Linked DNA regions of Homo sapiens: region 1 is linked to region 2. The links are chromatin contacts, found by Hi-C or POLR2A ChIA-PET in ENCODE. All regions are on one chromosome and are shown on one strand. Each heading gives the region's core, a stretch centred on a gene start or an enhancer-like site at or near the end of the contact. The rest is flanking DNA. Distances are from core to core; before and after follow the strand shown.

What was found. A loop is a pair of places that touch in the nucleus more often than their neighbours do. ChIA-PET counts read pairs that join two places held with the same protein, here RNA polymerase II (POLR2A). Pooled maps may share reads with other maps.
Region 1: a loop to region 2 is called in a map with no recorded cell type, with 5 times the contacts of the local background. The contact joins two enhancer-like sites. A Hi-C loop is called at or near these places in 2 of 37 single-sample maps with no recorded cell type and 6 of 50 pooled maps. POLR2A ChIA-PET finds 5 or more read pairs at or near these places in 2 of 52 experiments (A673 and naive thymus-derived CD4-positive, alpha-beta T cell).

What each region holds. Positions count from the first base shown.
Region 1 is chr4:148,057,840-148,063,718 of GRCh38, reverse strand. It overlaps ARHGAP10 (Rho GTPase activating protein 10), which reads right to left. Exons shown (of 23, transcript NM_024605.4): 21 at 419-571. Among named protein-coding and RNA genes, the nearest start is that of MIR4799, 280 kb to the right of the region's middle. Within about 2 kb of position 3,901, at least 13 of the 41 ENCODE cell types and tissues checked have a DNase peak (open chromatin) inside an H3K27ac peak, as active enhancers do.
Region 2 is chr4:147,797,249-147,802,504 of GRCh38, reverse strand. All of the region lies in intron 1 of ARHGAP10 (Rho GTPase activating protein 10), which reads right to left. Among named protein-coding and RNA genes, the nearest start is that of MIR4799, 17 kb to the right of the region's middle. RefSeq lists an enhancer at 2,037-2,336. Within about 2 kb of position 2,429, at least 2 of the 41 ENCODE cell types and tissues checked have a DNase peak (open chromatin) inside an H3K27ac peak, as active enhancers do.

The DNA of each region.
Region 1 (5,879 bases), core at 2,652-5,151, 260 kb before region 2:
AAGAGGCTGCTGGAGGGCAGCAGCTCTGTCCTCTATGGACTTGGCCACTGGATGCCATGGAAGCGAATGTTTCCAGTGCCAGCTTGCCTACTTTTAAAACGAAGAATGTGCTTTATACTCATGAGCAAGAAGTTCTTCCAAAATAAGAACTTCTTCATAAATGCACAACCAGCACCACAAAGACAGAGTAGGCTCAAGCAAGTCTCATGTAAGGCAAATTCTCCAAAGAACGTCCTTGCTACTGAACTGGGTGAGGCACGGCCCTGATACAAGGTGGTAAGTGCTGTCCATGAAGTCCAGGATGCTGGGGGTATCTGGGCAAGCTTTTGCCAGCAGAGAACACAAGAACCTGCTCAGGTTCATCAAGCCCCCTGTGTGTGCTGCCACCATATTCCACATTCCACTCCAAACCACGTACCTTTCAGGTGGCTTGTCCGCTACAGTAGCAGGAGGAGAAAAGGGGAAAGGGGACGACCCGGGTGAAAGAGGTGTCACAGCTGAGTTGGAGCTTGTTGTGGTTGGAGACTGTGGGTTAAGCCACTGGACCATAGACGATCGGGTCTGGCCTGGGCTAAGGGTAGGAGTTTGAAGGACAGGATTAATAGCAGAAAGGCCACAGAACACGAAATGCACAACATCCCAATCCCAGATGACTAGGTCACTAATTCCCCTATCATGCCTGACCAGTAGGGACAGAGTCCTCTCTGCATCCTGCCGGGGCTGCAGCCCAAACTACGGATACCAACAACCCAGAAACCAGCCACAGCCCCAAACTCAAGCTGTCTTACTGTCCTTCTCCAGGTTCTCCAATCTGTCCAACCTGCTAGCACCCTATGAGTTCACTAATTAGAAAACCAGAATCTAATTGATCAAAGGAGTAGTGGGACATTCAAGGTATTCACTTTTTCTAATTATAAGGAAAACCACAGGAATCTAGCATCAAGCACATGACCGGCAGCTGCAAAAGATCAGCTAAACATTTAAAGATCTTTCACCTGCTCCTACACGTGTGGCAATTCAGAAGAAAATGCCACTGGATTCAGGCTTCCTCTAGAGAGGGCCAAAGACTTCGAAACCAATGAACAGCAAAAACTTCTGGTGACCAGAGCATTTCTTAATATTTCCCTTTTTTTTTAAAGTTAATGTAAACAGGTCAGTGAACAGACACCTGGAATGGCCTCTAAGCACAGAGGGAGAGTTCAAATAATTGATGCGTGTTAATCTGAATTACTCTTCAGTGACCTCAGAACTGGAGGCGACTATGGTTTATGACATTCCCTTGAGAAGTGTCTCGTTTCATTCAGTGACATTTTGAACACACACGTGTTCCCTGTCTGCAGCACCCAGGTGCTCTTCACCTAAGATACCCCGTCTTCTGCTAAACCAGTACACCAGTTTCCACGAGCAGTTTCCCGAGGCTTCTGCACTCCTCAGCATGCTCTCAGATTGTTTCCCCTGCCGGAGAACTAGCACCGTGTTCTTCAGTACCAGCATGGTCTCCTGGCCAGCCCCTAGGTGCAATCCTCCAACACGGTGACACTCAGCAACCTAGGGCCAAGTTTACCCACTTGTCTCCCTATACACAATGCTCCTGCACCTGCTCACCTACCAGGGGCCGTCCCGCCCCAGCAGCCTACCCTGTCTGCCACAGCTCTGCTTCCTGGCGTTCCCACCTCCGCCTCAAGCTTTGCCTTTCCTCTCAAGCTCCCCGCCCTGCTCTAATCTTGCCCTTCCTTGGCTCAGCTCCAGTTCCACCTCCCCCAATACTCCCCCTGTGGCCTCTCTAACCCATACACCTTCCCTGAAGGCCTGCGACACCAATAAATGAAAGGGCACATTGATACTGGTTGTTCTCTGATGCCTTCAAGTATTTCTCTTGCCTCCACAGGAAGATCTTTAACTCTTTTTCCAGATCTCACGAAGCCAGGCAGATTGGCGGGGACATGGAGCCATCAGCCAACATCGGAGCAACCAAATTAGAAAGCTCTAAAACCAAAAGTGGATTTTACAAATCTGGTGCATAATTGACTTGGTAGGTATTTAATACACAGAAGCTTTCCTATGCTTTGGTCAGGAAAAAAAGGGGGTCATTTAAAAAAAAAAAACATTATTCTTCTAAGAGCTTATTTACAATTCCCTTATCCAGCCATTCATCTGGGAGTCATAAAATCTATTTTATCCCAAGGCAAGATTTGTTATAAATCTTAAAGTGATCTGTATCAACAGTCACAAAAGTCACTCCATTTTTTTTTAGCAGAAAAGGAACGCTGAATGTTGTCTTACTAATCAGGAACGGAAAGGACAGGTAGGCGTGAGTGAAGCCCTGGCAGGAAATTAAGGCCACAGTTAGCCAAACAATTGCCAAGTTATCTCCCAGCAATTATTCAAGGTGCTTGGAGGGTGTGAATGGAGGAAGATGAGATGTTTTGCCACACCCCCCATCAGCTCTTCAGAGTCATAAATCGTCAATGACTGCCATCCCTCTGCCTAGAGGGAGGACAGTTACAGGAAGAAGATAAAGTAACTATGTGACTACACTTATGTGGCCCTTGAAAAATAAAGAGCATAAATTTTATAGGTATTGTCTGCTTGATCCTCACATCTTTCTTTAAAAAAAAAAAAGGAAACCTCCATGAAAACACCCGCGGGTGGGTGGGTGTGTTTGTTTAGGGAAAATACCCCTCAGTTTTTAGAAAGTGAAAGAACCACTGTAATGACAGATACGCAACAGAAAAGCCTGCCTGTCCCGCACCCTGGCTTTCTCCATCTCATCCCAAAACAGGAACACAGAATCAGCAGTCCTTGTCCAGGGTCAAGTTCTCCACATTCACCTTTTTTGTTTTTTTGTGATCTTTCTGTTGCTATTTAACACATGCGCTATGTGATCTAGCACTAACCGGTTCACCAAGATTACCTCCCACACTTCCCATGTAGACTTAAGTTTCTGCATGTGATTTCCTGGGTGTGTCTCAGAAGCCTCTACTAGGTAACTCCTTTGATTTCAGAACCCCACAAGGGCAGACACACTGTAAGCTGGAATATTCACAAGACGGGGCAACGTGCAAGGCTGGAGACAGTGTCTATGGAGATGAGGCAATGAGATGTGTGGACAACTGGAAGCCTGTGAAAGAAGAGACCTGTGCAGCCAAACAAGGTTTGGGAACCAGCACAGTAGCTGCTTGGATAGAGGAAATTTTTCAGAGGCTTGTCGGCTGGGAAGGATCAGGTGAGGCAAGTGAGTAAATATACTTAAGTCGTGTAATGGGTTCACATCTAAAGCCAGTACACGTCAGATGATGCCATGTTTCACAGTGTCTCCCAAAAGCAACCTGTCCATATTTTTTGGAAGGCCAAAAAAAAAAAAAAAAAAAAACTAAACATGAGCTTCGTTATGTAACCATCTCTTACCTTCCAAACTTTGGGTTACTTTTTAATAAGAAGAATCGAAACATTTTTTAAATATCATCTAAAATGTAATACCTACATTTTCTCAAAAAACGGTAGAGGAAAGTATTAGTTTTAGAAGAGAATTTCTGATATTCTCTTTCCCTTCTTTTATTTAAAACATTTTGAAGGAACACGAGGCATTTTGGAATGGCAGCCCATAAGCAAAGGACTAACAGCTTTTCCTCAACCTGGGTTCCAAGAGAGAACTGAGCCCTAAGGCATATCTGTCTCTCGTCTCTCTCTCGTCTCTCTCCCCTCTCTCTCTCCTCTCTCTCCCCTCTCTCTCTCTCTCTCTCTCAAAGAGTGGGCTTTACCCATCATAAAAGATCTGGGTTTTCTAAGCTCCAGGTTTCTCTCTTGAGGCATGTAGGTGTGACCTGGCCCAAGCTGCATTGCCTTGTAGGAACTGGAACTCAGGGAACTGGCACAAGAAAACACTGATACTGTCATTGCTGTGATTAATAGAGGCTGTTGGCTCTGACCGCGAGTCCCACGCCTTCTGCCAGCATCCCGGAAACGATGGTAGGCTAATTTGGTAGCTCGCAAGCAGGGTACGGTTTCAGACCCTTCACAGTTCTTGACAGTATCATCCTTGGGAGAACTAAAACACTCACCAGATCATTTTTTTTGTACTCTGTGGTTCAGGGGAGAGCCCCAGCTTTTTCCCAAAGAACATCTTTGGGAAAAAGATCAAAGGTGATTAGTGAAATAATAATTAAAAGCTCATTATGTGCTAGAACATAATGAAATTTTTGAGAGTCCTTTCCTACCATTTCCCAAATTTAAACATTTAAAAAATCTATTTATTGCCTTTTTTTCTTGTTGTCCCTTTAACTACGGATTTTTGATTAGTAAGACTGGCATGAGCACAAACCACCAATTCTGTTTAATGCCAAGCTACTGACCAAGTACAAAAAAGTACCTAAGTGCCACAAGTTTCCTGAAAGCCAAGTTGCAGTTTGCGAAAATGGAGGAAGAAGTCAACTGTTCCTAAAAAGCTCAGAAACCACGTTTACCAAGACAGAAGAAATATACAGAACTGCTAATATCTGTTCGCTATCTTCCCAACTTAACACACTACACTGCAAAAGGCATCTCCTAAAACAGGATTCTTCTCTATCTTCAGCACGGAAGGCCAACATCACCGTCCTTCTTTCTCAAAGAAAGGGGACAAATAGAAACAAGAGTGTTTCACTAAAAGCACATGAAGATTTCAAATTGCTAACTTGGAAACACGTTCCTGAAAATGCACAGACTGAAAGTCTACCTGACTGTTCCTGACGCCACGGAGGCATTTCCTGTGTTTAGGTGGGGTGGGTGGAAGAGCTGGGAAGACAGTAAGCAGGGAAAGAATATGCATTTGTGTAAAGGATGAGGAAACTCTCTTCTTTAAAAAGAGTCAACACTCTTGCTTGGAAACATGGGCCTGAATTTCGGGGAAAGACCTTGTAGCTTTCACGTGCAGCAGTGGGGCCAAACCCCAAAACATGAAATTATGACAGTGCTGTATATGTGGTTACTTTACAAAGTGTATTTTTAGAAAATGGAACAGATCAGCAGTCCATGCTGCTTCTGATTCAAACTGTGATCCAGTCGCCTCCAGTACCAGACTCTACGCTCCACGCATATTAAAAACATTCTGGCAGCGACAGATCACAAACATTTCAGAAAGGGGGAAGGGAGTAGGGGCCTTAACTGTTAAAACTCGACACCAGTTGCACCAATCACCAGAGAACTCCTGCATCTAACAAACATTTCTTGCATAATATACACAGGTCAGGCTTTGGGCAGCACTAGAGATACAAGCCCCTGATTCCAGCCTGTATAAGCACTGAATGCAATCTAAATTCAAAAGGGTAGAGCGAGGAGAATACGCATTAAGAAAAGAAATGAATGCTTATTTGAAGTGACTAAATCCCCCAAATACCAAGATATTTCACTACGGTTATACAATACGAGATCAAATCAGAAGTTTGCACTGCAATGAAAGATTCTAAACTCTCATTTGCCAGGTCTCTGAGCAGAAGCTAACACATTAGTGAAATGATCTTTCATGCCAGTCTGGGAAACATACAGCATAAGTCTAGAACAGCTGTCCTGGGCAAGAGTGTTTGAAAATGTTAATAAAGACAGAAGGAAATATTGTAGATCTGTATATTATGGGAAAATCTCTGTTCAAATAAATGCCAGTTATTCCTTAAGTGCCAGGAGAGGGAGAACTCCACACGCAAGCACATTGTTTGGCTCCCCACGAGCACACCGAGGGACAACAGCAGTGCAGAGAAACAAAGGCCTGTGACATGCAAGTCGCCATAACCCACGGCGTTGGGGGAGAAGGACTTTGCTGCCCATCAGGAAGGTTCGGAGTAGACCCACTGGCTCATCATTTACAGTCTGAGGACTTCCTGTCAGGCCTTGTGCTAGTCCCTGGG
Region 2 (5,256 bases), core at 1,180-3,679:
GCCCAATGCTAACAGTCTTTGAGTCTGAGCCAGTAAACAGTCAGTACATTGCTGGCATTAATACTACCTACCACCTTACCTTTAGGATCATAGCTCAGCTATATTATGCTTTAGAGAAAACAAGTTTGCAAAATCAACCATCATCACACTATCACTTTTTTAAGAAGCTTCACCCTAACTTCTGAACATCTCATTTTAGCCTATGGATCACCTATGTTGGAGTTTTACTATGAGTGATGGGAAAAGTTCTCCAAAACCCAGTATGTTTAATTCCATTCTTCAATACAGGTCAGATATATTTTTCAGCAAGACTATTAAGTAGGGAACAGGAAGGAAAAACAAAAGTAGAAGCAAAAGGAATAAGTCCATATGGAAAGAAGAAAAACAGAGTCAGTCCATCCTCATACGCCCCACTCCTCCGACCTGTCAGTCATCATTACTCAAGCATCATTACTCAAGCGACATTAAACAGGGCCAGTGTTTAGTCCTATTTACTCTGCCTAGTTCTTGCTGTGCCTCAGGGAGAGAAATCAATGCCTCCCATCCCAGACATCCAAAGAGTTTTGGGATGAGTTCAACTCCGGCTCCATTTTCTGTAAAATCCCTGGGGACTTCAAAAAACATTACAAACAACTTAACAGTTAACTTCTGGGTTTCTCCATTTCTCCATCTCTGCAGCAGAGGAAAAAAAGCTTCATGGAGAACTATTTTGAGAGGTATCTGATGTCTGTGGAGTAAACAGCGATGACCTGATGAAAAGTCCCACATAATGCTAAGCTATGAGATTAATTCGCTTGGGTGGTGCCACCAACCTTCATTATATTCTTTACTCTCTTTGAAGTATAATACAAATGGTGATGATAACCAGTGAGAGAACTTTCTTTTGCAAGAAACATTTTATAAGGCCATTCAAATGTTTTATAGTAAAAAACAGACGGTATGTTATTTTACACTTTACAAAAAATGATGAATACTAAAATTGGAACAAACACAGCATGTTATTCACTCTTAATATAATTGAACACTGGATTCTTTTCCTGTATTCTGAGAGGTTTTCCACTTGATATATAAATTATTTTGTGTGTTAACATTATAAAGCCCAGAGCATTACAGCACAGCAATGGTTCTCTTCTCTTTTCTTATAGAGAAGTCTTCAACTTAGTTTGCTACAAAGAAACAAATAGTGGATTCATTAAGAGGAGTCTAACTCTAGTCTGTGTTCTGTAATTAACGACCAATAGAGCCCCAGGACCAGTCATTTAACCTAACTGGTTCTCATGTTTCCTTACCTCCATAAGACCCCTGAGAGATATGTTTTACTGAACGTAGAAAAATAAATGCTAAATTTTGCTGACATTTTTCATTGCTTTTTAAAATTCCAACATCTAAGAATGAATAAGGCTGGGCACGGTGGCTCACGCCTGTTATCTCAGCACTTTCAAATGCAGAGGTGGGCAGATCACTTGAGGCCAGGAGTTCAAGACCAGCCTGGCCAACATGGCGAAACGCTGTCTCTACTAAATATACAAAAATTAGCCAGGCATGGTGTCAGGCACCTGTAGTCCCAGCTACTTGGGAGGCACAAGAATCACTTAATCCCACGAGGCGTGGGTTGCAGTGAGACAAGATTGTGCCACTGCACTCCAGCCTGGGTGACAGAGTAAGACGCTGTGTCAAAAAAGAAAAAGGAAAAAAATAATGAATGACAAGGCACAAGACAGCATAGAAAACTATGTCTCTCTGCTCCTCCCTACTAAGCGCTATAAACCCTGGAAATAGCAGAGGAGATAACCAAAGGAGAACTCTGAAAGATGGTAAGAAGAAAACAAACCAGTTTGTGACCCCAAAAATGGAAGAACAGCTCAGTGAAACAGTATCTTGCATCCCCCTATGCAAAGTGGTCACCCAGACCCACCATTTCCCAACCCATGACATGAGAACAAAAGGCAGCTCAGGTAGGCTCATTCCTATGACCCAGATCAAACACGAGTCCCCCTCACATCAGATAAGTCCTACACCATCCAAAAGAAGGACCAACCTAAAGCCCCACCAACAATAACTAGGGGAGCCTCGACATATGCAATAGGGCAGACACAAGACTCCCCAGCCACAAGTGACCTGGCCCAGGAAGCCTCTCTGGTCACATGGGCCTAAGACGCCCTTCCATTGCACACAGACATGAGGAAAACCGTGGGGCACAGGTAGAGAGATTCCATCTCAACAAGTGTCTGGCTCAAGAGCTCTCTGTCCCCCACAGGAAGGGGGACTATGCCACAGTCAGGAAAGTCCCTCAGTCTCCAGGGTCCTGAGACTACGTTTCCCCCACTGGGAGACACCTAGTAGCCCAGCCTAGGGAAATCCCTTCTGCCTCCACAGCCAGCAATAACAGCAGGGGGAAATGAGACGGCAGCCCTAGCGGCATCTAACCACCAAGCAGACAAACACCACAAAGGCTCTGAAAGTTAAACTGTCATTGGAACCACAGCCCACAAATGTAGGGCAGGACCTGTGTGCTAAGACTAACTGGGTGGCTGCCTGCTAAAACAAAAGATTTAAATGGGATTCAGAACATTCCCACTGCCCGCACCCCCCCAAAAAAAAGATAGGCAAAATGTCCAGAATACAGTCAAAAATCACCCACCATACCAAGAACCAGGAAAATCCCAAGTCAAATTCCCATTTTAGCCAAAAAACTGACCCTAACCCTGAGATAAATCAGATGTTGAAATTATCTGATGAGGATTTTAAAGCAACCCTCTTACAAGTGCTTCAATAATCAATTATAAATTCTGTTGAAACAAATGAGAAACTAGAAAATCTCAGAAGTGAAATTATTTTAAAAACCAAATATAAATTATACAACTGAAAAGTACAGTAACAAAAACTCACTTGATATGCTCAATAGTAGGATGAAAATGACAGGATAAAAAAAATCACTGAACTTGAGGAAAGACAACAGAATTCACTCTATCAGAACAATAGAAAACAGGCTGTGAAAATAAGCAGAGCCTCAGAGACCTGTGGAACAGCAAAACATCCAGCCTTGTATCATTGAGCCCCAAGAGGAAAAAGAGAATAGGGCTAAAAGAATATTCAAAGAAATAATGGCTGAAAACATTCCAAATTTGGTAAAAGACATAAACAGATTTAAGAAGCTGAGCAAATTTATGATCAGAATAAACAAAGAGAGGCCATCCCAGCATTAGGAAGGCCAAAGCAGGCAGATCACTTGAGGTCAGGAGTTTGTGACCAGCCTGGCAAACATGGCAAAACCCCATCCCGTCTCTACTAAAAATACAAAAATTAGCCAGGCATACTGATGCATGCCTGTAGTCCCAGCTACTCAGGAGACTGAGGCAGGAGAATCGCTTGAACCCGGGAGGCAGAGGTTGCAGTGAGCCGACATCACACCAATGCATTCCAGCCTGGGTGACAGAGTGAGACTCCATCTCGAAGAGAAAAAAAAAAGGACAAAAAGAAATTCAGGCCAAGGCTAGGATCAATGGTAAACATCAATAACTAGTCTTCTGAAAACTAAAGACAAAGAAAAAAATCTGCTTGAAAGCAGGCTGTGAGAAATGATACATGATCTGTAAGGAACACCAATTCGAACAATGGATTTCCCATCTGAAACCATGGAGACTAAAGGAAGTAGCACATTTTTCAAGCGTGGGGGGGTAAAAAGTCTATATATATATATATATATATATATATATATATATAGAGAGAGAGAGAGAGAGAGAGAGAGAGAGAGAGAGAGAGAGAGAGAGAGAGAGAGAGTGTCTCAAACTCCTGACCTCACGTAATGCACCACCTTGGCCTCCCAAAGTGCTGGGATTACAGGCGTGAGCCACTGCACCCAGCCAAGGCTAATCTTTTGTATTTTTAGTAGAGACGGGGTTTCATCATGTTGGCCAGGCTGGTCACAAACTCCTGGACTCAAGTGATCCACCCACCTAGGCTGCCCAAAGTCATCATGTTGGCCAGGCTGGTCACAAACTCCTGGACTCAAGTGATCCACCCACCTAGGCTGCCCAAAGTGCAGGGATTATAGGCATGAGCCACCACACCTGGCCAAAATTATATTTTTTAACACAGAAGATTCAAAATTGTCTATAAGATGACCTCTAACTTCAGAGTTTATAATCTAAGGAGGGATGAAACATATAAAACAAAAATACAAATAATAATAGCAGGTGTTGTATAAGTAACACAGCCAGAGACAACGAAGATGGTTCAGAGGCAGGTACCGATATTTTGGGCTGCCATGATCAGAGAAAATTTCAAAGAAGGTCACAACAAACGGTCCACACACTACATTTAAATAAAGCTACTGAAAGAATGTATCCCTTACGAAAAAAAAAAAAGTAAAAGCAAAACTGAAGAGATGTAAAAGCAAAAAGTATGTTTACAGGAGAGTACAGGGAGGAACTATTCATCTGCCACTTAAGAAACACCTGAACAGGGGACAAAGAAGCATCAGTCACAATTCTTGGTCCTCGATCTAATCAGAAATGCAGAGGAAAATGTAAGAGACAGATGAAATGGGGAAACAGGACAAAGAGGAGAGGGATGGGATGAGATGGCATGGGATGGGTTGGGGTGGGATGAGCTAGATGAGATGGGATGCCACTAAAAAAGATTGACTGTACAGACCCTCAGGGAACATAGCAGAGGGCACAATTAACTCTTTCTGGGAAAGGCAGAGAAGGTTTCGCAGGGTTAAGACTGGATCTCAAAACATCAGACCGAAGTGACAAATAAAAAATGGGGAGGGGGCCGGGCGTGTTGGCTGGCCAGGCGCAACGGCTCATGCTTGTAATCCCAGCACTCTGGGAGGCTGAGGCGGGCAGATCACGAGGTCAAGAGATCGAGATCATCCTGGCCAACATGGTGAAACCCCGTCTCTACTAAAAATACAAAATTTAGCTGGGTGTGGTGGTGCGCACCTGTAGTCCCAGCTACTCCAGAGGCTGAGGCAGGAGAATCACTTGAACCTGGGAGGCGGAGGCTGCAGTGAGCAGAAATAGTGCCACTGCACTCCAGCCTACTTCATCTCCAAAAAAACAAAAACAAAACAAAACAAAACAAAGTGGGGAGGGTACGTTGGACCATGAGAAAAACAAACAACTCCAGACATGCACACAGTAAAATGGTGGCAGTGGAAGGGTGAGGAACATAGAAGGCATGCTGGGGTCAGTGTAAAGACCTGGCTAAGAGGTTGGATCTTCATCTGGAGGGTAATAAGGAGTCATG